2 separate regions of the Homo sapiens genome follow, and region 1 is linked to region 2. A link is a loop called in an ENCODE intact Hi-C map of the cell type or tissue named here. Cell type or tissue: B cell. All regions are shown on one strand. Each heading gives the region's core, and the rest is flanking DNA. Links, peaks and the distances in the headings are about the cores only.

Region 1 (5,387 bases), core at 140-5,139, 150 kb after region 2:
TACAGATGGATATGAAAGAATCTAAGTTTCCTTCTGCTGAGAAATTAAAATGCAACTCTTTTGAGTCTCTCTCTGTGTACGTCCATATGTATGTGCACGTAGGAGTTGTACTGTATCACCATCCCTCACTTTATAAAAATCTTTGGATTTTTCCTATACTTCAAACACACTCAGGGAAGCAGATAGCATTGTGTTCACCATGGTAATAATAAGCACTAATAAAACATAAAGGTGATTGCAACTCTAGTATAATCCCCTCGCCAGAGGCATCAGTCTCTTTAAACTTATGTGAGAGGCCAGTGCTTTCTGGAAAATATGCATTTATGTTTTTCTTGTTATGCAACTCCACAGCCTTGCCTTGTTATTTTGTTTTGTCTGCTCCAGAAACATTTAATGGATTACTTGAGACTTCTCCTTTTCACTTTTACTTTTCTTTTGAATTTTACTTGTTAAATTCTGGGATTCCTAGCACTCTAGTGATTGCTCTGCAGGACAGACTTCCGGGACTTTCTACTCCAGGTGAAAACTGTATCTTTCACATTTGCACATAGAGAAGCTTGCCAAAACTATCCTCTAGAGAGAAGAAATTTAAGTCATATGTCATTTATTCCAAGGAACATATTCTATATGTTGCCAGTGGAATGATTTGTCTTTTTCCAGGGATAAAAACTAACCCAAAGGCATTCTGGCTTTATTTAAATCATTCACAAAAGGAGACATTTATTATGGTTGCTATAGTTCTGCACTATTGAGCAAAGTGCCTTGATGTTTATATGCCTGTGGGTCTAGTCCTACTATGAGCTTCCAGAAGGAACTGACCAAGTATAAGAATACTAGTAATATGAGAGTGCCTTATTACATTAGCTGTCTCCAAAATAAGGTTAAATTTGCAAAACATTCAAATGAAATGGCTATCACCTGGTTGTACCATGAGTTATTGAGTCTTAGTGGAAGATCACTAATTTATGACACTAAATTTTTCAGTACAGATGTGAACATTTTTCTGTATTTTAAAAAATCCTTTTTCCTGACAGAGCAGCAAAACCAATTTATTCATTCAACAAAAATATTTTAGGAAATTAGTTTGTGCCAGACAGGGAACTTTAGCATAAAAATGGAAGCTCTCTAAAAGGATTGAGGGGAAATTATAGAGCTGAAAACTACAATATTAGAAATGGAAAATTCATTCAATGTGTTTAACTACAATACTGAACACAACCTTTACTGATCCTGAAGAAAAGATCAGTAAATTTGAAGGCAGTTCAATAGAAATTATTTAAACTAAACCATAAAGAGAAAATGAATGAAGAAAAACAATAGAATGTTTTAGATGTGAGACACTGTTAGATGGTCTGATATACAGGAAACTGGTGTTAAAGAACAGGAAGGAATAAGGCAGAAGAAACATTTATAGAGATAATGGCTAAGATTTAATCCAAGGTTAATGAAAGACATTAATCCACAAATCAAAGATCAGACTCTCCTAAGAGTTTCCTATGCTACTTAGAATAAATTCCAAGATCATAGACTAAAAGTTGCTTTTGATTTGGCTGTGGTTTACCTCTGCAACCTCATTTTCCTGCATACTTTCCTCAGTGAATTCATTCCAACTCATCTTTCAGCTCTTCTTTTAGATATTTCCCTGGCTGGTGCCTCTGGATACTCAGATTTCAGTTCAAATGTCACCTTCTCTTGTCTGACTCTTACCTCTCTACTTGTCAACTCCAGCCCCATTCTCACCTCCCTTTTACTCTCTATTTAATTATTTTGGATTTTTTTCATAGCACATATAATTATTTGAATTTAATTTATGTTATGAATTCACTATTTTATTCTTCACTCATTAGAATGCAAGCTTCTTGAAAGCAGGGAATATGTATTTTTCATCATTGTGTAACATCAATTCTTAGAAAAGTGTCTGGCACATAGGTAGAAGGTCATCGTAGGGGTGTGTGTGTGTGTGCATGTGCGTGCACAGTTTCAGAAATTATTGGGGCCTGTCAAAATTCTGAATAGCTCAGCTCATATTTACTGATGCAGCTCACTCTTCCAGCTCATCTGCACTTCCTCCTTCTGATTCTCATGTTGGCAGGACAAGAGAACACAGAACATGATATTATCACAACATTTTTACCACAGCACACACTTAAGGTTAACCCATCCACAAAGATGCTTATGAAAATCAAACAGAAAAGAGAATAGGAAGCAGGGGGTGAGTGGTTTATTTCTTTTAGACCTGCTGCTTGAACTTACTTAGACTCCTCTTAGATCTGGAGCTGAATTTTTTGACATTCCTGGTCACTTTTTCTACTCAGAGCTGAGTTGGGGTCAAGAAAGGAAAAATAAACTAGTACTTAAATAAAATAGCATACATTTGAATAAGTCTCTTAATTTTTCTAGGTATTTTATCCTGCTAATTCTATTCCTACAGCATCTGTATAAAGAGATAAGCGGGCCAATCTAAAAGGATTTCTAATGAAGTTAGAAAACTGAGGTTCAGCGAGGCTAGGTGACTGTGTAAGTCTATTCTCACACTGCTATAAAGAACTACCTGAGACTGGGCAATTTATTAAAAAAAAAAAAGGTTTAATCGGCTCATGACTCCACAGGCTGTACAGGCTTCTGCTTCTTGAGAGGCCTCAGGAAACTTACAATCATGGTGAAGGCAAAGAGGAAACAAGTACATCTTCACATGGCCAACAGGAGACAGAATGACAGGGGAGGTGCTACACACTTTCAAACAACCAGATCTCATGAGAGCTGTATCTCAGCACTAGGGCAATGGTGCTAAACCATTGGACACCGCCCCCATGATCCAATCACCTCTCACCAGGCCCCACCTCCAATGCCAAGAATCACAATTCAACATGAGATTTGGGTGGGGACACAGAGCTAAACCATATCAGTGACTTTTCCAAGATCTCACAGAAAAAAAAGTCTGGGTTCCAGGTAGCCAAAGTTGTCTTCTAACATTTTCTGCCAATATTAATCTCACATTTTCAACCTCTAAGTCTTAGGTTACCTGCTAAGGATGTTTTCATAGATATGACAATTGAAAAATAGAAAATTATAGATTTCTGATGGGGAGAAATAAATAGCAAGAAATAGTCTTATCACAAGGTCAGAATTAAGACCTTAACACTCTCGAAATTCTTATTGCCCTTGTTTCTAATACAGGCACCATTTAAGCTTATTGTCTCGTTTTCTTCTAGAAACCAAATGCCAGATCATTATTCCTATCATTTCTTATATTCTGCTCATCAGATAGTTTAGTGTTTTTAACCAGAAGTTTGAAGACATAATATAGAAGAAATAAACTCCCAAGTACCCTATGAAAGGGGAAAATTAAACAAGTCATCTTGGTGAACTTCTTGCTTCAGATGCCATCTTACTGCTTTTGTTTGCAATCTTACTGTTGCCTTAATATCTCTGAAACTTAATCATTGTCATCATGAAACTACCATCCCTAATATGAAATTATTTCAGTTCTCCAGTTTTCTCCACCTAACAACTTTGTGTCTTTACCAAACTTCTCATTTTATAAAGTTTTCAACTATGGCTTCAAGGACTGATGACATGACTAGGATGTCTGGTACTGTCCCAGATTGTCCTCTAAGTTCAACCTAACATTTTTCCTGGGTAAAATTCAGCCAAATGCATTGTCTGATGAGAACAATGCTGTGCACCTGGAAAGGAGATAGTGCAAAGAGCCTCCAATTACAAACCAGCATAGGAAATAACTTATATACATGTAATATGAAGACGTTCATTTAAAAATTACTTAGTGAGAGCCTAATCCCTACTTGACCCCGGGCCAAATTCTAGAGACATAAACATAATAAAACACAGTCTCTACACTCAAGCTCATAGTGAGGAAGGCTACTGAAACTATCCACACCCTAGGAGTGGACGTTGTAGTTAGAGTATTTATGAAGTTCCTTTGTAATCTATGAAAATGCTAAGTAAATATGAAGACATTTTGAAACAACCACAAAACATTTGTAAAAAAAAAAACAACTTTATTATTCAAAAACGTATTTTCTGATCTTTTTTCCTTAATTTTACCTCCAAGGGGTTTCAGACTCCTGAGTTCCTCTTACCCAGTGGAAGAATGGCCAGCTCAGATGGTTGGGAACATATCAAACACTTTCTAGCATGTAATATCCACTCAACAATTTTTGTTGAATGAATGAAAGCAGGCAGAATTTGAATAATAAACTGAGATGGAATAGGGCATAGGAAGACAGGATATGGAAATGGAGTTTCATCGAGAGTAAATATACACAGCAGAGGTTTTCCTACTTTCTTGGGGTCATAATCCCCTGAGAAAAATCGAAACCAATTCCGATTGCTCCAAACATTTTATGTATCAAGCAGAGACTTTATGATATAGGACCTTGCCAACATTTCAGGACAGGTTAAACAAACAAACAACAACAACAACAACAAAAAACAAAACAAAAAACCACAACTTTTATGTCTGACTTTCTTTTAGGAAAGATACTTCTAATTTTTTCTTCCTTTTTTTTTTTAATTGTAGGATTTCAGATGCCTCATTCATCGGGCTCATTCAATATGCTCTTTTTGTTGTACAGGTTACATAGGCATCTCAGAGGAGATATTTAGTTGGATGAATAAATGGATCTAGAAAAATATCATCTTATTTTGACAAAGGAAGAAAGGTGAGAAAGGCAGGGAAGCTCAGGGAAACTGATGCTAAGAGGGGCCTCAAGAAAGGTGAGATTTACCATTCGTGGCCATACCAAGGAATTTAGTTACAGATAGATCCTTCTATGGGCACAGTAGCTGGCACCTCCACTAGAACAATTATAATCATTTCTGAGCATCAATCTCCTAAATTATAGAGATGCATAAAAAGATTAGATGAACTCAGTTTTCTAACTTCAGTAGAAATTCTTTAAAATTTGCTACTTATCTCTTCATATGGACGCCACAAGAATATAGCTAACAGAGATTAAATACTTGGAAAAATTAAAAGACCTATTCAAATGTATCCTATTTCATTTAAGTACTAGTTTGTTCTTCCTTTCTTGACTCCAAGTCAGCTCTCAGTAGAAAAAATGGTCTATGAGAAAAGAATGTCACAAAAATGTCAGCTCCAGATCTAAGAGGAGTCTGAATAAGTTCAAGCAGCAAGTCTAAAAGAAATTAACTCCTCATCCCCTGCTTCCTATTCCCTTTTCTGTTTTATTTTGACAGGCATCTGTGTGGATGGGGTACCTTAAGTTTGCTGTGGTAAAAATATTGTGATAATATCATGTTGTGTGTTCTCTTGCCCTGCTGTGATGGTTAATACTGAATGTCAACTTGATTGGATTGAAGAATGCAAAGTATTGATCCTGGGTGTGTCTACGAGGGTGTTGCCA
Region 2 (5,387 bases), core at 95-5,094:
TGTGGTCCGCCCACCTCGGCCTCCCAAAGTGCTGGGATTACAGGCGTGAGCCACCGTGCCTGGCCCATTTCATTTAATTCTCACTGCAACATTGCAAGTTAGCTATATTATCTGCCTTTTAGGTGAGGATATTGAGGTTCAGAGTGGTGAAGTGACTTGCCAATCACACAATCAAATGACAGCACAGCCAGGGACTCAAACTTGTGTCTTTTAAATAAAAATATAGTGTTCCTTTCAGTTATCAAACTAGTAATTATGATCTTTCGGCTGCTGCATGGAGTCAGGGGGAAGTTCGAAGTTTAGTTGCCTTTTTGAAATTTCAACAGGTTTGGTCTTACTCAAGGAACTTCTTCGGTTTTAATTTAAATTTGGTCATAAGAAGCAATCGATTACCATTTGTTAGGCTATAATAGCTTTCTTCTTCCCGAGCAAAGATGGCAATGCAGGGCAGCTCCTTTATTTAACATATCTAATTCAATGGAAGCACGTGTCCTTTAGTGGGTGATTATCCACCTGCAGGTGGCTGTTCACCTCTGCTTTCTCTGTGTCTTCCTCATTGCTAAAGCACCCCTCCCTGCCATGCTCACCTCAGGAGAGCAGAAACTGTGCTCCTTTTACCAATTCACTTTAAGCGGGAACTGAACTGTCATACAAACCCAGATGCATGATTGCTTCCTGGGCCAGCTTCCTGCCTAATCGCAGTGGCCAGAGTCAATTCAGCTTGATCCAGACATGCCTGAGTGTCTAGCCAATGTCTCCCAGCCCCTAAAAGTTCCTTTCCCACTCTGGTGTGCTTCCTCTTCCCCTAGAAGTTACCTACCGCCTGATGAATGACACTAGGAGCATATATTCCCTTCGAAGTGGCCTGCCTCTTCTACAACAGGAGTGTGTTATCTCCTTGACCTTAACAAAAAACCTTTTTTACATTTTAACTCGTCTTCATTATTTATTCTTATCCAGTGTCACCTGTCTATGCTTCAATGCAGTGTGACACATGTCAGCAGAAATACCGTACATCCTTCACAGAGGAGATACTATTTAAGCTGACTCTTTAAGGACGAGTGGGTCTTTCCTCCGGCATACAAGGCAGAAAATGTCACTCTAGGCAGAAGAATGAGCACATTCCAGGAAGGGAGGAATAACACGGTCGGGGAAGATGTATAATTCACTGTGACGGGAGCCTCAGGTGTTCTTGGGAAGAGCAGGCAAGGAAAGCGGGGAGGCAAACAAGAGCTGTGCATGGCAAGGAGGGACCTGTAGCCTGTCAGGTATAGATATGATGTCTCTCTGTTGTCTCTCTACATCCTAACAGTGGCAACTGGGCCCTTCTAAAAAGAGGAGACAGAGAAAAGGCTATTGGATCACAGAATGCTCCTGGTCTTGCAGTCATACCTGAGCTTTGATCATTGGAATTGCTGTGGTCATTATGACTTGTCGTACTCTGCTCTGGCTGTCTATTCTCCAGTTTGAGCTTTGGCTCTCAGTCTTATTCTGTGGGTAGGGCCACTGACAGTCACAAAGTTTTGCAATAGAGATGATATCTCGGCCATGCTCAAATGGCTTCCCATCCTCCTAGAATAAAATGCAAAGTCCATACCAGAGTCCCACATGATCAGGCACTTGCCTGCTTCTCTGATATCATCTTTTATTATTTTCCCCATGGCTTCTCATGAGGACTGGTCTTGCTGTTCCTCCTGAATGCCAAGCATGTTCCCACCTGTTAGCCTTTGCATGTGCTATTTCCATTACCTGAGACATTCTTCTCCCAGGTGTCTACATGGCTTGCTCACATCATTAGGTCTGGGTTCTAATGTCATCTCCTTAGAGGGATTATCTCAGACCACCTTATCTAACAATAACTCTCTGTCCCTTTAGCTTACTTTATTTTTCTGCATGCCACTCATCACTGCCCAATATTAAACTATGCATTTCCTTATTTGTCTTTGTCCTTCTCTCTTGTTAGAATGTAAGCTTCATGAAGGGAGCAATTTTGTCTGTCCTGTGCATTGCACATAAATCAGTGCCTGACACATAGCAAATAATAAATATTTGCTGAGTGAATGAGTGAATGAATGGTCTAGCCCCTAATCCCTTGAAGAAAAGAGGAGGGTGCAGGGCAGAGTGATCTTGGCAGGAGGAAGTGAAACCCAAGAGAACACACATTTGCAGCACCATCCCTCAGCCACAGAGTCAGAAACGATCATTTTGCTGGCTCTGAGACCTTCCCAACAACTATTACAAGGGCTCCAGGGAGCAGGTCATTGCACAGACCTTCGCTTTCTACAAAGTAGCCTTGGGCGTGCTCCACATAGTTTAAAGCCTAAGCATCAGTTTTTGCACTGTGTTTGTCAAGGAACAAGACCTGAGTGGAAAGATTGCCAGCTCCCACTGAATGCAAGCTGAAATCATGGTGAGAAAAAAAAATGAGAGGAAAGGATTTAGATGTCTAGACCTTTTCCATTTGGAAATGGGGCTTTTCTCTTGCTCAGTCTTTTCATCATAGAGTCAGAACTTCCTGAGCTTTGCAGATTCCCCGCTCAGGCCTCGCTGCTCCTCATTGGTGCTGCAAAGCTCCTAGGAGTCTGCCTGTCGCTCATTTATAGGAAAAGACCTGAGGCCACCCTTGCAGTTCATTACACACTAGCTGTGCTCTCTGGACTTGGGTTTCCCTGCAAGCCCTTTGCACAGCTCCACTCAGCTTTCCATGATTAGAAGTCCTGTTTGCTGCTTACACCCTTTCACTGTTTACAATAAATAGACTGAGGCACTTAAGGCTTCTCATGCTCCATTAGCTATGCGGATTTGACACAAGGATGGGTGAGACTGGTTGCATAGCATGGAGTTGGGTAATAGGAGAAAATGCACCCCTTCTCCTCCCCTGAGATGAAATTTCAGTTGTTCCCACAGTATGTTTTCATTGTACAGTAGATGCAAGAGCTCCAGCTAGTGTGAGAACCGAGCTCAGATAAGAGAAACACAGTGATGGCACGGTTCCTGCAGGGCTCCCATGCTATTTTCTCAGCATTACGGAAACCCAACAATGTCTAAACAGCTGACCTTGTGGTGTGTTGGTAGGTTTGCACAATTCCCAGGGGTCATATTAGCATATGCATTTCAAGGGAGAGATCAAGTCAACTTTGGAAAAAGCAAGACGTCGGTACATTTAAAACTCACCTTCCATCTACATTCTCCCTGAACCACAAGAGAGCAGTTACTAAAGTATCCCTGGGCATAAGGCACGACTGGGTCACAGTGATGCAAGTAGCTCAATTTGCAGTAGCCCATAGAAGCCTTTTTTTTTTTTTAACTGTCATTGGTCTATTTGCTTTTGTATCTCCCAGAATTTGTTTGGAAATAGCCCCTGGATGCTTCACTGTCTTGCATCAGCCTCTTTATTACTCTGGAAAATATTAGTTAGAGTGGCTCAGTTGCTTGTCAGCAGGGAGTAATCATTCCTCATTAGCTGGGGTGGAGTTCCCTGGTGGTCTTTTAAATTTTTTTCCTATTCATGCAATATCCCCACATCTCCCATCTCATGTTGTAATCTCTCTGGTTACATTAAGCTTGTAGACTTTTCCTAAGTTATTGCTTATAAAGAGAGTATTCAGAAATTGTTTATAAAATAGTTTTTAGTGGAATGTCATGCAATTAGCTCTAATTGTCACCTTTCCAAAATTCCAGGAGACTCAAAGGACATTCTGCTAAAATTCTAGAGACCAGAGCCAGGGCAACTCTTCTCTGGAGTGCCAGCACTATTGTCGGCCCCATCACTAAGGCTATTGACCACCACTATTGTGGCTGTCAGCCACCACCAAGATCACTGAGTAGTCTTCTTCTACTCTCTAAGCCACCTATTAGTTGATAAAGTGGACCAAGTCTTAAAACCTTTATAGAGGAGGAGCTCTGTCTGTTTCAATCAATGTTGAATACCTAGTGCTTAGTACAATGCTTGTTACATAGTAGATGCTCAATGAATATGTATCAAATCAATGAGTAGTTCTCTAGTCTGCGGATTGCCTGTTTTTACTACCGATTAATTTGAAACCACCAAACATGTTTGTTTCTTCTCTTGATTATAAGAATGTGATCTTCTAATACTGTCTTCAGGGATCTACAACATAGTGGTTAAAGTATAAGTTCTTCTAACCTATGGTGTTAGCAATCAGCGTAGTGGTTATCCTTAGTTGGGATGGGGTGAGCGGTAACTGAATAGGGTCCTAATGAGGGCTTCTGGGATGCTGGTAATATTCTGGAAATGGTATGGGCAAGTTTACTTTATGAAAAGTAATTAATCTGCACATTTTTGACTTGAACACTGCTGTATATGTGTGCTATTATTCATTAAGATTTTTACAAAATAAGATCTGGAGCTCATTGTCTAGTTTCATATCCTGGCTATCCACTTTCTAGCTGGATGGCCTGAGACAAGTTATTTAACATTTCCTTTCCTCACTTTCTTCATCCGTAAATCAAGAATAATAATATGCCTATGTTATTTGTTTTTTGTGAAAGAAGTATGTTAATCTAGAGTAAGTACTCAAAAAATGTCAGTTTTTATTAGCTATTATTTTTCAGAAGTTGAGATAGTTCAAACCTGATTCATGTAAAGACTTAGAAAATACCATTGACGGTCATTAGAGTACTCATCAGCCTCCAGGAAACACACTCCTAGTTTCTCAAGATCCATGTTCTTCTTAAGGGTCTCTACAAATTTGCTTTTAGTTCTCTTCCAAAGTACACAGACCATAAAGATCAGACAAGGTCTTAAGATCCATTGTAACAATACTGGTTTTCCTAGAGAGGTTCTGTCAAGCACAGAATGCTAGAATCAGAAAAGATCTTAGAAAATACTGTCTGTGCTGTCCCAATATAGTAGCCACTTGTTATATGTGCCTATGTAATCTTACTCTAAATTAGTTAAAAATAAAAATAAAATTAAAAATGCAGTTCCTCAGTTGTATTCATCACACTTTAAGTGCTCAATATATCCCCATGTGGCTAGTGGCTGCCACACCCAACAGTACAGAGACAGAACATTTTCATCACAACAGAAAATCCTATTGGATAGCACTGCTAGATCAACCTGCTCACTCTGTGTATGAAAACATTGAGGTCCAGAAGTCCAGAGAGGTGAAACGATTATACCAAAATCACATAGCTAGTTAAGGAAAGAACTAGACTACAGTTTAGGTGTTTTGATTTCTACTTCAAGATATTTTCCACTTGGTGACAAAGACACCTATGGATCCACAGGCTCTCTCCTGTCGTCATTAGTATGCCACATCTACATTATATATTATCTTGGAGAAATAATTTTGATGGCTCCATATTATCTATACTCTAATACCATTTTACTAACTGGAAACTTCATTTCCATTTCCATTCTA

Evidence for each region. Peaks named below come from ENCODE experiments on the same cell type or tissue, not always from the same donor. Only the 100,000 strongest peaks of a DNase experiment are listed, where the experiment ranks them.
Region 1: a loop joins it to region 2, with 6 times the contacts of the local background. A loop is called at or near these places in 2 of 110 quality-filtered maps.

The regions. Positions count from the first base shown.
Region 1 is chr5:56,416,566-56,421,952 of GRCh38, reverse strand. No RefSeq gene overlaps it. Among named protein-coding and RNA genes, the nearest start is that of LINC01948, 63 kb to the left of the region's middle. In B cell, for the core only: no CTCF peak of the experiment used is centred there; a DNase peak (open chromatin) is centred at 2,142; H3K4me3 peaks cover 1,264 bases; H3K27ac peaks cover 4,085 bases.
Region 2 is chr5:56,562,680-56,568,066 of GRCh38, reverse strand. The region is part of intron 1 of C5orf67 (chromosome 5 putative open reading frame 67); the gene reads left to right. Among named protein-coding and RNA genes, the nearest start is that of C5orf67, 41 kb to the left of the region's middle. In B cell, for the core only: no CTCF peak of the experiment used is centred there; a DNase peak (open chromatin) is centred at 2,146; H3K4me3 peaks cover 792 bases.